Regions from separate parts of the Homo sapiens genome. Here region 2 is linked to region 1. A link is a contact called in ENCODE Hi-C data. All regions are on one chromosome and are shown on one strand. Each heading gives the region's core, a stretch centred on a gene start or an enhancer-like site at or near the end of the contact. The rest is flanking DNA. Distances are from core to core; before and after follow the strand shown.

Region 1 (6,527 bases), core at 53-2,552:
CGAGCTCTAGTATGGAGGCTCATAATTCCTTTTAACGTCTAGGGCATGACCAATTGCAATAGAGAAAAAAGGAGTCCTCAAAAGTAGCCTTCCAAAAGATGAGGAGGGGAAACTACAGGGTATTTTCCTTCGTATTCCAATCACCGGAATTCCCTCCACCAGCATACTCTGCACAGCTGATTTTTGGCGACTTATTATCTGGGCAATTTTAACCATTTGGACTCCAAAAATCAAACACATTGAGGGAACACGCCACAAGTGTCAGCTAAGCTTCACAAGCGGTTTTCCAAACATCTCAGAGCTAGAGGGGTTGAGGGCACAGCGTTTTCCTGGGATCACATGTGCTGTCTGCCATACCACCTCTGCACTATTTGGCACCGATCTCCCTCACTGTTAAGGAAACACATGCTTAAAAACAACCGAGCAGTAGATGACCCAAACCTATTCCTCCCGTCCCCCGCAAACCCGGAGATGCAGGTGAACGGTGCATTTGAGAGCAGCAGCCTGAGAAGCAGCGTGAGACAAGGGCCCGGCTTGTCTGCCAAGAACCCCTGGGGCCCGAGACTGCTTCGAGCCACTCCATCCCATCCTGGCACGCGGGTGGCACTGCCAGGCGCCGCGGGGACCCGACAGGCGGCATCACGCACATACCTGCGGCAGGTGTGCGGAGCCGCCTTCTTCCGGGAAAGTGCTGGGTTGGGGGGATGATGGGGCGCTGGGGGGTGGATCCCGGCTGCGGGCTGCGCCCGGCCCTCAGCGCTGGGGACCCCCGCTGCGCGCTTTCTCCGCGCACCCCACGCGCGCCAGGAGGAGACCGCGCGCCCCACGCCCGTGGAGAGGAGGGGACGCGCTCCCCCCGGCTGCCGCCGCAGTGCCTCCCGGCCCCTAGTAGGGGGCGCGCCAGAGTGCCAGGCGTCGCTGCGAGGCCCCTCGGCCTCGCGGGACCCGCCGGGGCCCCTTCTTGCCCCTCGCCCTCACCTGGTTGAGGCAGTCCTCGCCGTTGGCTTTCGCCTCCACCTCCACCTCCATCAGCACCGCGTCCGGCCTCGTCACATAACACAGCATGGCTGGGGCTGCCGCTGCCGCCACAGCCGCCTTCTCTTTGGTGTGCGCGGGGCTGCCGCCTTGTCACTGGTGGGACCCAGCCCCGGACTCGGAGAGGGCTGGCCCTCGAAGGCTGCAGCTCTGCGGACCCTTGTCCGGGGCCCCGCGGCCGCCACTCGCGTCCCCGCCACCCCCTCACCCGCTGCCCGCCAGCTGCCCCTGTCCTCCGCGGTGGCGCCGCACTCCAGCAGCCCAACTGCCTGCGCTGCGACAGGGACTCTGCTGATATAGCGGCCCCGCCCCCTTCAGCTCGGGTCCCCGCCAATCACGGCCTCCCTGCCCCTCCTCCCCCGCCCGATCAGCCAATAGCGGCGCCCCTCGACCGCGGCCCCCGCCTCCCAGAGCCGGCTGAGTTTCCCTGGCCGCCCCGGGAGGTGGCAGCTTGCGGGCGCCGAGTGCTGCGGGAAGGGAGGGAGACCCCGGAACACACCAGCCGCCTCTGTCCGCTGGGCGACGCTGCTCAGAGTGAGCGATCGCCCGGGGCTCCAGGCGGGGACGCCTTTCTGCCGTCTCGAATTTACGGTGATTAAACACCTCCAAGCTGCCACTGTTCTTCAAATATCTTGGATCACTCTGAGCACGCATTTCGGTTGTGAAAGCAAAAAGGAAAAGGAGCAACCCAAAGCCTAAAGAAAACTGTTCTCGTCCGGGCATGGTGGCTCACGCCTGTAATCCCAGCACTTTGGGAGGCCGAGATGGGTGGATCACCTGAGGTCAGATTCGAGACCAGCCTGGCAAACATGGTGAAACCCCCGTCTCTACTAAAAATACAAAAAAAAAAACAAAATAGCCAGGCGTGGTGGCGGGCACCTGTAATCCCAGCTACCTGGGAGGCTGAGGCAGGAGAATCGCTTGAACCCAGGAGGCGGAGGTTGCAGTGAGCTGAGATTGTGTCACTGCACTGTAGCTTGGGCAAGAAGAGCAAAAAACCCTGTCTCAAAAAAAAAAAAAAAAAAAAAAAAAAAAAGAAAAGAAAAAGAAAAAAGAAAAAAAAAAGAGAAAAAGAAAACTCTTTTCCACCAGGATTAGCCACAGTGGGTTGCTTGGAGGCAGAATTGTTGTTCCTTATTAAGACCTCATCATTGAGAAAAACAAAATCTGAGTATGAAAGTTTTTGCAGCTGACCAGTGAGCCAGGTGTCTTGGTCTAGTGCTGGTGTGTTACACTCCGGAAGGGCTTCTCCTTACTCGTTCTGCTGAATCAAAACGCCTTACAGGGTACCAGGCCCTCTCTCAGGTTGCTCATTCTACCTCCTGTCTTATCTCACTCATTCATTAAACATTTGTGCAGCACCTGATACCCTGCCTGTCCCTTCTCACAGGCAACCAGATGTTGTCCTCGTCTTAAGGTAAGGTGCTCATCTCCTGACCTAACAGGTGGCATTACTGCAATATTAGCTATTAAAGGTCTACAACCCTTCACTCATTTACCGCTTGTTCCTCTTTGCCAATATATTACATAGCCTACCTTTTTGATTTCTTTATAGGAGCCAGATGATGTGGGTTTCAGCCGTGGAAACTTAGCAAACTTACTTCAGGCCAGCTCGATGGCTCACACCTGTAATCCCAGCACTTTTGGAGGCCGAGGCAGGAGGATCGCCTGAGCCCAGCAGTTTGAGACCAGCCCGGTTTCGCAACACAGCGAAACCCCATCTCTACACAAAATACAAAAAATTAGCCAGGCGTGGTGGCGCCTGCCTGTAGTCTCAGCTACATGGGAGGCTGAGGTGGGAGGATCACTTGAGCCTGGGAGTTCGAGGCTGCAGTGTGCTGTGATCCCCCTACTGCACTCCAGCCTAGGCGACAGAGCAAAAGACCCTGTCTCTAAACAACAACAACAACAAAAAGAAAACAACGAAAGAAAAAAAAAGAGAAAACTTACTTCATCTGTCTGAAGCTTGGTGTTGTCAACAGTAAAATGGAGATGGCAATATCTGCTCTGTCTCCACCCAGCATTGTTGGGAAGCGCAGCAAAGATAATAACGTTCACAAAAGCATTTGAATGTCCCCGTGTATGTAAGGGGAGCTATAAGTTCAGTGCCTTCACTGCTTAATGATGACTTTTCCTGTCCCTACCCCCCTTCACGAGTCCCAAGGATCTGTTAGTGGCCTTTATTTCCGAACAACCAGGTACGATATCAGAGCCCAAGGCTAAAAAAAAAGGAGGGATCCTCCCACACACAGTTCTTTGCTAAAGCTGACCGAGTAAAACTGTAAACTGTCCAAGTCCTAACCCCCACTGTTGCAGAGGAACAGGTGCACTCTCACATCTTTCTGTCTTATAAATACACCTCATGCTATTGTGGGCTGAAACAGTCCCTTCTTGTATTAACTGCAGTGCCTATTCCCTGAATTCCAGTTTACTAATAATCTGGGGAATTTATCTGGAAGATAGCGTTTGGTTCATTCCTTGTCTACTTTATGCTTAATTGCTAGAAGTTTCAGAAGAGGAAGAAGAGGCGAGGGGCAATAGGGAGACCAGTTATATTGGTTAGTATTTTTGTTTATGAACAATAGAAACTAAAGCTGGCTAACTGGAAACTCATAGAATCAATGGGACCAGGTGTGGAAATGAGTAGAACGGGAAAATATTGGTTGGCCAAGAAAAAAAAAATAAACAAAAATAAAACAAGCAAACACCCAAACCAAATACCCACTTTGTGGACTACTTTAAAAATAACTTATATTTTTGGTTTTAGCAGGGATTTTTCTTTTGCAAGTATGATTTCATTGTTTTTTTAAAAAATCTAAGCTTGTAAAATAGTTTGTAGAAGCATAGGTAAAATCTGACATGTTTATTTTATTTAAAACTTTTTGGCCAGGCGTGGTGGCTCATGCCTGTCATCCCAGAGCCCTGGGAGGCCGAGGCAGGCAGATCCCTTGAGCCCAGGAGTTTGAGATCAGCCTGAGCAAAATGGCAAAACCCCATCTCTACTAAAAATATAAAAAATTAGCCAGGCATGATGGCATGTGTCTGTAGTCCCAGATACTCAGCGTGCTGAGGTGGGAGGATGGCTTGAGTCCAGAAAGTCCAGGCTTCAGTCAATCATGATCTCACCACTGCACTCCAGCTTGGCCGAAGGGAGTGAGACCCTTTCTCAAACAAAACAAAAAACAAACAAAACCCCACATTTTTCATAGTTTTGTTGTTGTTGTTGTTGTTGTTTAGACAGAGTTTTGTTCTTGTTGCCCAGGCTGGAGTGCAATGGCATGATCTTGGCTCACTGTAGCCTCCGACTCCCTGGTTCAAGCAATTCTCCTACCTTAGCCTCCCGAGTAGCTGGGATTATAGGCACGCGCCCCCACACCCGGCTAATTTTTTGCTTTTTTAGTAGAGACAGGGTTTTGCTATGTTGGTCAGGCTGGTCTCGAACTCCTGACCTCAAGTGATCTGCCCGCCTTGGCCTCCCAAAGTGCTGGGATTACAAGTGTGAGCCACCGCCCCGACCTATTTTTAACAATTGTCATTTGCACAATAGTTGGAAGTAGAAGATTTACAAGAATTTTTTTTTTTTAATTTTTTTTCAGAGACAGAGTCTTGCTCTGTTGCCAGACTAGAGGGCAGGCAGTGATGTGAAAATAGCTCACTGCGGCCTTGAACTCCTGGGCTCAAGCAGTCTTCCCGCATCAGCCTCCAGCGTAGCTGGGACCACAAGCAGGTGCCACGACACCCAGTTAATTTTTGTATTTTTTTGTAGAGATGGGTGTCTCGCTATGTTGCTCAGGTTGGTCTCAAACTCCCGGGCTCAAGCGACCCTCCTGCCTCTGCCTCCCAAAGAGTTGGGATTACAGGTGTGAGCCACTGTGCTCGTGACAGGGATATTTCTAATCCAAACCCAGATAGTGCTTCTGCTATAGGATGGTTGGTGAAGATTTCAATTGTTTTGAAATTAAGAATCCCCAGATAAGACTGAAGAGAAGGATTTCTTAAAACAAAAACAAAGCTAAAAATAGGAAAATGGCACTTGGGGGTGGGAGGGGCGGGCAGTAAGAAATCCTTATGACTGGGAAGCAAAAAAAAAAAAAAAAAAAAATACTGGCTTCCCACTAGCATGTATGGAATATACTGGACCATGACCCCTCTCTCTCCTCGCTTTCTCTCTCTGTCTTTTCTCTCCATCTCTGTTTTGTAATTTATTCCTTGAGTAGAGCTAAGGAGAGACTGGTTAGTTACAGAATGAGGAGGCTGAGTGAGCTGGTGAGAAAGCACATTATGCTCAAAAGACCTGGTTAGGGAATAGAAAACCCGCAGTAGAATTACTTCCTCGAGGATTCCACCATCTGCTAATGCTGCTGAATGTCTGGAGCCAGTTTCAAGCCCCAGCTGGGTCTAACTCCAAATAAGAGACTCTGAACACCCAGGGTGGGAACTATATTAGATTGAGCAGTGATTGAAGCCAGAGAGATGCCCAAGTTATCTGTGTCTGCTCTCTTTTTCTCTCAATTAGCTCTCATCTTTTAAAGATAGCATTAAAATTAACCAGCATAGTGGAAAAAAAAAGGTCAGCTGTATGAATATAGAATTTAAAAATAGAAACCATAACTAGGCGGTAGAGTTGGCTAACCCAGTGGAGTTCTAGCTGTTCAGACACACCCAAGCACCACAGATTTTCTCTGTCTCACATACTAGGGCTCAAGACTGAGCACTAGATGGTATTTGTGTGGATGTGATGATCATTTGGCTGCAAAATCTTCCTTCTAATTGAGCACTGGGTCTGATCTGGATGGCTGGGTACCTATCTCTGTGCATTGCATTCTCAACACTGCGTGCACTGCTGCAGAAACCCTATGCTGGGTCTCCAGAGAAGGACAGCCTTCATCACCTGCCACACCCTTCTCTCTGCCTCTCAACGTTCATTTGTAGAAGCACTGAGGGAAGAACAATTAGTGACTGCCTAAGAAAACCGTCATTTTGCTTTCACACATTATTCAAGCTAATGGTTCACATAAGTAACACTTCATCAAGCACAAGTATGTTAGAATATGTCAAATGAGCTGAAATCTCTCATTTGAAATATTAGGCTTGTGAAATTCAGGAGTAGTTTAATTTGATCCTGGCCTACCATCAAACCAGAACATCTCATTTCTGAAACTGGCTGTTTGAAGAGAAAAAGAAGGAATGAAGCAGGAATAGGCAGCACTCATGTTAAAAACTCTGGGAGATCTGAAACGGCATTGTTTTAATTAGCAGGCAGTTAAAAAAATTCTAGTTATGAGAGTTACTGTTCATTGCAGAATACTTGGAAAAGACAGAAAAGTATAAGGCAAAAAATGAAGTACCTATAATTTTATCAGACATTTCTATTTAGTATTGATGTTTCACTGTTATATTTTGCATATGATGGGCTCTAAATATTGACCATGTTATAATCAAATACTGCATGTTAATTTCCAGAAATATATTAAGAGAGCAAGAGAGACTTG
Region 2 (6,265 bases), core at 270-2,769, 4.6 Mb after region 1:
CAAATCGCAACTGAATCTCTTTCTCGTAAATTCTACTTCAGAGAATAATTTTTAAATTCGGAACTCAAAGTATAATGTAAGCATTTCCACATAACAAAACCAGAAGTTTCTTCACAAAGCAAATCTACAGACTGAATAAAAATATTGTGTGTTTTATCACTCACTTTTACAAATAGAAATTGATGTTATAAGGCCAATTACTGACAGCCTTAATAAATGAAGGGAAATACACAAAATTATCAAATGTCTCAGAAGCAGCAGCTGGAGGCCTGAGGGAAAGAGACAGACAGACAAAAGGAAATGGGAGGGGAAGGAGATATATGAAGCTAACACGCTTAGACCGCACTAGACCTTAGCTCAGCCCCTGACCCACTATAATTTACTCAGTTATCTACATCGCCCAAAAAATTAGCGGTTGAAAAAGTAAATCGACCATTGTGGGCAATGATTTTAGGTTCTACATTTGGCTTGAGATTTGCCAGAAAGAAAAAGAACTAAATCAGAAAAAGATGTAAATAGCAAGAAGCGATGTGTGTAGAAGGGGGAGGGGAGGAGGGTAATGGAATAAAAGCGAAATGCGCTCAAGTCTCAGCACTAAAGCTACTCCGCGCGTACTACAGAGGCCGGGCCGCCACCGGGAGCTCTCCCCGTGCGGGGCAGGAGCGGGGGTCGCTGATGCTCCCCTGGCGACTCAGGGAAGGGGGTGGCGGGAGCCGGCGCCCCCGGGACACGCGCAGAGTGGCTCCGATTAACACCTTCCTCGCCGGGACCTGGAGCTCCGAGCGGGGCGCGCACGGGGGTGGGGCGGCGAGGAGCGTGTCCCCTCCCGAGGAAGGAGAAGACAGGAGAGGGGCGGACCGCATCCCCGTCCCCAGCCCAGGCGCGTCAATTACCCGTGAGGTTCCTCAGCACCGTCCCGTGGGCCCAGAGGCTCAGGACCTGCTGCACCGACAGGTTGATCATGGAGTGGTCGCCCCCCTCCGCCTTCATCTTCCCCGAGGGGCGCCCGCCGCCCTCTCCTCGGGTGCCGGGCGGCGGCGGCGGCTGCGAGGCTCGGGGGGCGGCGGCGGGTGCGCGGCTCCTCCAGGCCGCCGCCGCTGGTGGAGGCTGCGGGACGCCGGGCCGGGCGCTGCTGCTGCTGCAGCCGGAGGGCCTCCGTGGGGGGGCCGCTCAGCGTGTCTCCCAGGCAGCCCCCTCCCCGCCGGGGAGACATTGAGGACGGCGGACGGAGGAAGGAGGGGAGGGGGCCGGGCGCCGTCCTCGCGCGGCCCCCGAGCGAGGACTCGGGGCGGAGGAGGCCGCCGCCGCTCCCTCTCAGGGGCAGCGCCGCGCCGCGGGGACTGGACACGCGAGGAGGCCGAGGTCACGCCAGGAGGCCGGTGCTGATGGGCAGCCGGCAGGTGCAGCCCCCGACAGGGCCCAGCTCATCGCCGCCGGAGGACGGAGACGCGGGACCAGCCAGAGGCTGCGGCGGCACCTGCCGCCCGCCTGCCCGCCCTCGGGTCGCCGACACTCGAGGAACCGCCCCCTCCACCCGCAGCCGCCGGCGGGCCACTCGTGCACGCGCACGCGCGCGCCTCTCAGCGCCGGCCCCTCCTCCCCTGCGCTCCCCGGAGCCGCTGCGCATGCTCACTCCCCCGCTCCCCGCGACCCGCCGCCCTCCAACAGCCGGTCGGCCCCAAAGCCCTCCTTCTCGCTCTCCCCTCGCGCTGCAGCGCGCGTGGCTGACGGCGCCGAGCGACGGCCCGCAGTGGGGCGGAGGGAAGCGCGGTCTACGTCACTGGCGCCACCGCCGGGCCTTACTGCTGATTGGGCGCTCCAAGGGAACCGCCTCCACGCCCCCCACCCCCGGACCCCGGGCGCGCGCCCTGAGAGACCGGGAGACCTGGATCCCTCGCCCTGGCCCGGCTGGGTGCGCGCGGTGCGGGCGGCGTGGGCGGTGCGGGCATTTCGGGGGCCCGCGCTGCAGGGGCAGCCCTGACCCAAGGTGGGGCTGCTGAACTCGGTGAGGTGGATACTGTGACAGTTCAGATTTTTGCCTTAAAATGTAATGCTTTTTGATAAAGATGCTTATGTATAACTTTTTTAAAAAGGTGTCACTATCTCAGCATTTAGATATATTAATTTGCGGGGTTTTTTTTCTGAGCCTGAATCGAATGACCTGGATAGGTCACTTACTTGCAGAATGCATGTTAAAACCCCTAAAACACAAACAGACCTGCGTTATCATTCTGCTAATCCCTCTTCCCGCAGCAAGAACTTGGGCCTCCCGGGGTTCCAGGACCTGCCTGACATTACCTGTTTACTCCAGGCTCGGCAGGTGTCCTAATCCTCAAGGCCATCGCCGGCTCTAGCCCCCCTTTTTTTGATGGTAGTATTCTTTTATCTAAGTTGCGTCTGTTATTTTTTTCCCTCGAACTTAAACTAGATCTCTCTCCCCACGCTTTGCTGTCTGTCTTCATGTCCAGCGTTAGCCAGAGGAGCATCTAAAATCCAACTACAAGTTAAACTCCTCGAAATTGGAAACCTTCTAACTTTAAAAAATAAAAATTTAAGTTTTAGCAGTAACATAAATATGCAGTAGCCAGCCCCTCCCCCCACCTTTTTTCAACCCCTCTGCCATCTGGATAAAGAAAAATTTACAAAGAGAAGTGAAGAAATACCTGCTGTAGCTAAATCATGAAGTATATTTGACAAAGCACTGAAGGGTCAAATTACCTGTCAAATGGTGCTCTTGGTGACCACTTTAAAATAATATTTACATACACATTTATTTCTTTGTTTATTTGTATTTTCTTTTTGATGTCACAACATAAGAGAAATTTTTGCACCATTAATAGGAATTGAGCCAAAACTCTTAATGTAGAGTTTATCTTCCTCCTAGAATTTAGACTTAATTAGATCTATTAACAAGATTACAGAATATCAAACCTAAAAGAGCGCTTTAACATTTTTCTAATTTTATTTTACAGATAGGGAAACAGATTCTGTGAATTAAGTGACTTGACAGAGATGACAGCACTTCACAGCTCAGTTTCTGAATTCCTGGTCTATTATTCTTTCTAGCAACCACATTATCTTTCTTAACCCACTGTTAACTCCCTCACTTTAAGATTCTTGATGGGGAAGTGCAGGTTACCTAATGATATTCTTAAGGGACTTGGCATTACATAATTAGTGATGTTAGGGAATGTGACCACATTCAGTGAAGGGTTCACAGCAAACTCCCTGAGCAGGGGCTCATTAAACTCTCATATCAGAAACCTTTAGTTAGTTTACGTTCTTAGGATTGCACACTATTATTTAAAACACAGTAGCACGCAGTGAAAATATTCAGAACCTGGGACAGTGCCTGGCACCTGCACCACAAATATTTGTTGAATGAATCACTGAATGATCTTCATAGAAAAGTCAGCATTGTTCTTGTTCTGAATAAATATTTTTTACAGAATCCAAGTGTTCATGTCAGGAAATGAGAAAGACACAGCAATGAAGTCTCAAGTCAGTAATGTTATTTGCTGCCCAACAACTTCACCCCTGCTGTTCAGTTCAATTTAATTGGCGTCTATATTTATTTGGCATCTACTATCTGTAATGTTCTGTGCAAGGTGTTATCTGTAACATTTGAAGATAAGATCTCTACTCTCTAGGCTACTTAGGTTTTCCTTGATAAAAGTAATGATCTTGACTGTGTTGGAAGCTTATATCCTTAAGAGAATTAGACATTTTCCCAACAGCCAGAGTTATGAAACCCAAAACTGAGTTAATACAAATGAAAGTTTTGGAATTTCTTTCCTACAGATTTTTTATTTTGAATTAATACACCAATTCAGGAAGAGTTTAGTCACGTTCCTGTCAGAAATCAGGGACCACCCCAAGTGAATCCAAAAATTTCCTTTCAACTCTGTGCCCTTCAGCATGAAACAATTCACAAACGTAATTCATAAACCAAAATTCCTGGTTTATTTCTCTCATGTAAGTGAGGGAACACCCATTAGCCTTAGTCATTTTTAAAACTGTCCAGAGACAACCTAGAGGAAAGCTTTTTAAAATCAATTAAAATATAAAATGATATTGATCTTTTGAGAAAAACATTTTCAGGTATCTTTTCAGAAGCACCCCACTCTACTGGTATCAACTTAACGTATTAGTCCATTTTCACGCTGCAGATAAAGACATACCCAAAACTGGGCAATTTATAAAGGAAGAGGTTTAATTGGACTTACAGTTCCATGTGACTGGGGAAGCCTCACAATCATGGTGGAAGGCAAGGAGGAGCAAGTCCCGTCTTACATGGGTGGCAGCAGGCAACGAGAGAATGAGGAAGACGCAAAAGTGGAGACCCTTGATAAAACCATACAGAGCCAAATTATATCATTCCTCCCCTGGTCCCTGCCAACTCTCATGTCCTCACATTTCAAAATCAATCATGCCTTCCCAACAGTTCCCCAAGGTCTTAACTCATTTCAGCATCAACTCAATAGTCCACAGTCCAAAGTCTCATCTGAAACAAGGCTAGTCCCTTCCGCCTATAAGCCTGTAAAATCAAAAGCAAGTTAGTTACTTCCTAGATACAATGGGGGTACACGCATTGGATAAATACAGCCATTCCGAATGGGAGACATTGGCCACAACAAAGGAGCTACAGGCCCCATGCAAGTCCAAAATCTAGACTGATTCAGCTTGATTCAGCTCAGTCCAGCTCCACAGGTCTTCTCATTTCATACCTGAGGCTGAGGAAGATGTCACGCTCTGAGTACATGCCATTCTCATGGTATAGGGCTGGAACCAGGGCTACAATGGGACACTGGCCTTGCCTGCAAAGCCTTGCCTGCAAGTCTTGACAACAGACTCTGAAACACTCTGTTATCAAGATAAATAATATACTAATATAATATTTTTAAAAATAAAAATTCATGCAAAAATCCATGATTAATGAAATACCAAAATTTTAAATAAACACAGAATCTCACCCTGCACTTGCAAGACCTTGTCTCACCCACCTCATCCTTATCCCAGCTCTGGCATGGACAAGAGAGGCAGGGCTAAACTACACAGGTGCATTTAAAGTTCATGCTCAGATATGGGGTCCATGTCACATGCATGTCACATATCCACATTCCCTTGTTTGAAGCAGATTGCATAGTTAAGCCCCTAAGTGAATGGGATAAAAAAGTATATTCTGCCTACAGAGAAGGATGGAAAGAATGAATGGGAGGGGGCAACAAATGGTAATGAACAAATAATGCAGTCTTAACACAGGCTGAGTGAGGTTAAGTCTTCTACAAATAATATATTTCAGCCTATATTTCTGTGTACTTTTTGTAGTTTGCGCTTTACGAATTTTGATTCTATGTGTTTTAGTGAACACATATGTATGTAAGATTTGTGATTTTGCTTTCTTAAATTAAAAATATATTAATTTCCATTATAAAATGCTTTTAAAATTTATGTGAATCTTGTCTGATGTTAAGGTCTTAAGTCCTGCTTTCTGTTTGCATTTGCCTGATATGTATTTTTCCATTCTTTTTCAACTTTGAATAATTTTGTTTTAGGAGTTTGACATCGTATTCCAATATGAAATTTCTAATTTAATAGAAGAACTTCTAGATAATTTCTAGTCGTTGATATAATAAATATGTGGTATTACTTGCATCATAGTTATATTATTATTTCTATTTTTGTTGCTTCTTTTAAAAAAGTATTTCATGGGTATGGTTTGTGTTTCCTTTGCTTTGTTTATGTTCCTTATAATTTGAAAGGATTGGTTTTGTTTTTGTATTTTATAGTAATCTCTGTGACCATAACTGATATACACTTCATCCTCTGTTTAGAATGTATCTAGTGACCATCCACTCTCAGCAATCCTAAAATCATATAACTCCACTTCCTTATAACCTCCTTTTCCTCCCCTTCTCCATCAGATTTAAGAGTATATATTTTTTTCTATTTCTTACTTCTACAGCTAAACTACCTAAGTTTTAATCCTGATTTTATTGCTTTACCAGGAGTGAACATTCAACATTCAGTGAGTTACTTAACCTCTGTAACTTTCAGTTTTCTCCTCTGTAAAATTTGAACTATAATATTCTATTATATGTATAATATATCTGTTATTCATTATAGATAGTATATATTTAATTATAATATTTCCTTGAGATATTCTGAGGATCAAAGTACTTAGTAATTAAGTGCTTAGAGTGGAGTCTGGAGCAGTAAATACTCAATGAATACTAGTTTTTATTACTGTAATATTTAAATATTA

Evidence for each region. A loop is a pair of places that touch in the nucleus more often than their neighbours do. Pooled maps may share reads with other maps.
Region 2: a loop to region 1 is called in a map of naive thymus-derived CD4-positive, alpha-beta T cell, with 10 times the contacts of the local background. The contact joins the promoter of TMEM170B here to the promoter of MYLIP in region 1. A Hi-C loop is called at or near these places in 2 of 168 maps with a recorded cell type or tissue (CD4-positive, alpha-beta memory T cell and naive thymus-derived CD4-positive, alpha-beta T cell) and 8 of 50 pooled maps.

What each region holds. Positions count from the first base shown.
Region 1 is chr6:16,123,861-16,130,387 of GRCh38, reverse strand. MYLIP (myosin regulatory light chain interacting protein) reads right to left here and starts at 1,302. Exons shown (of 7, transcript NM_013262.4): 1 at 979-1,302. The coding sequence starts at 1,065. RefSeq lists a silencer at 621-1,620.
Region 2 is chr6:11,533,003-11,539,267 of GRCh38, reverse strand. It overlaps TMEM170B (transmembrane protein 170B), which reads right to left and starts at 1,519. Exons shown (of 3, transcript NM_001100829.3): 1 at 894-1,519. The coding sequence starts at 990. RefSeq lists silencers at 566-845, 856-935, 1,036-1,195, 1,226-2,055 and an enhancer at 725-1,226.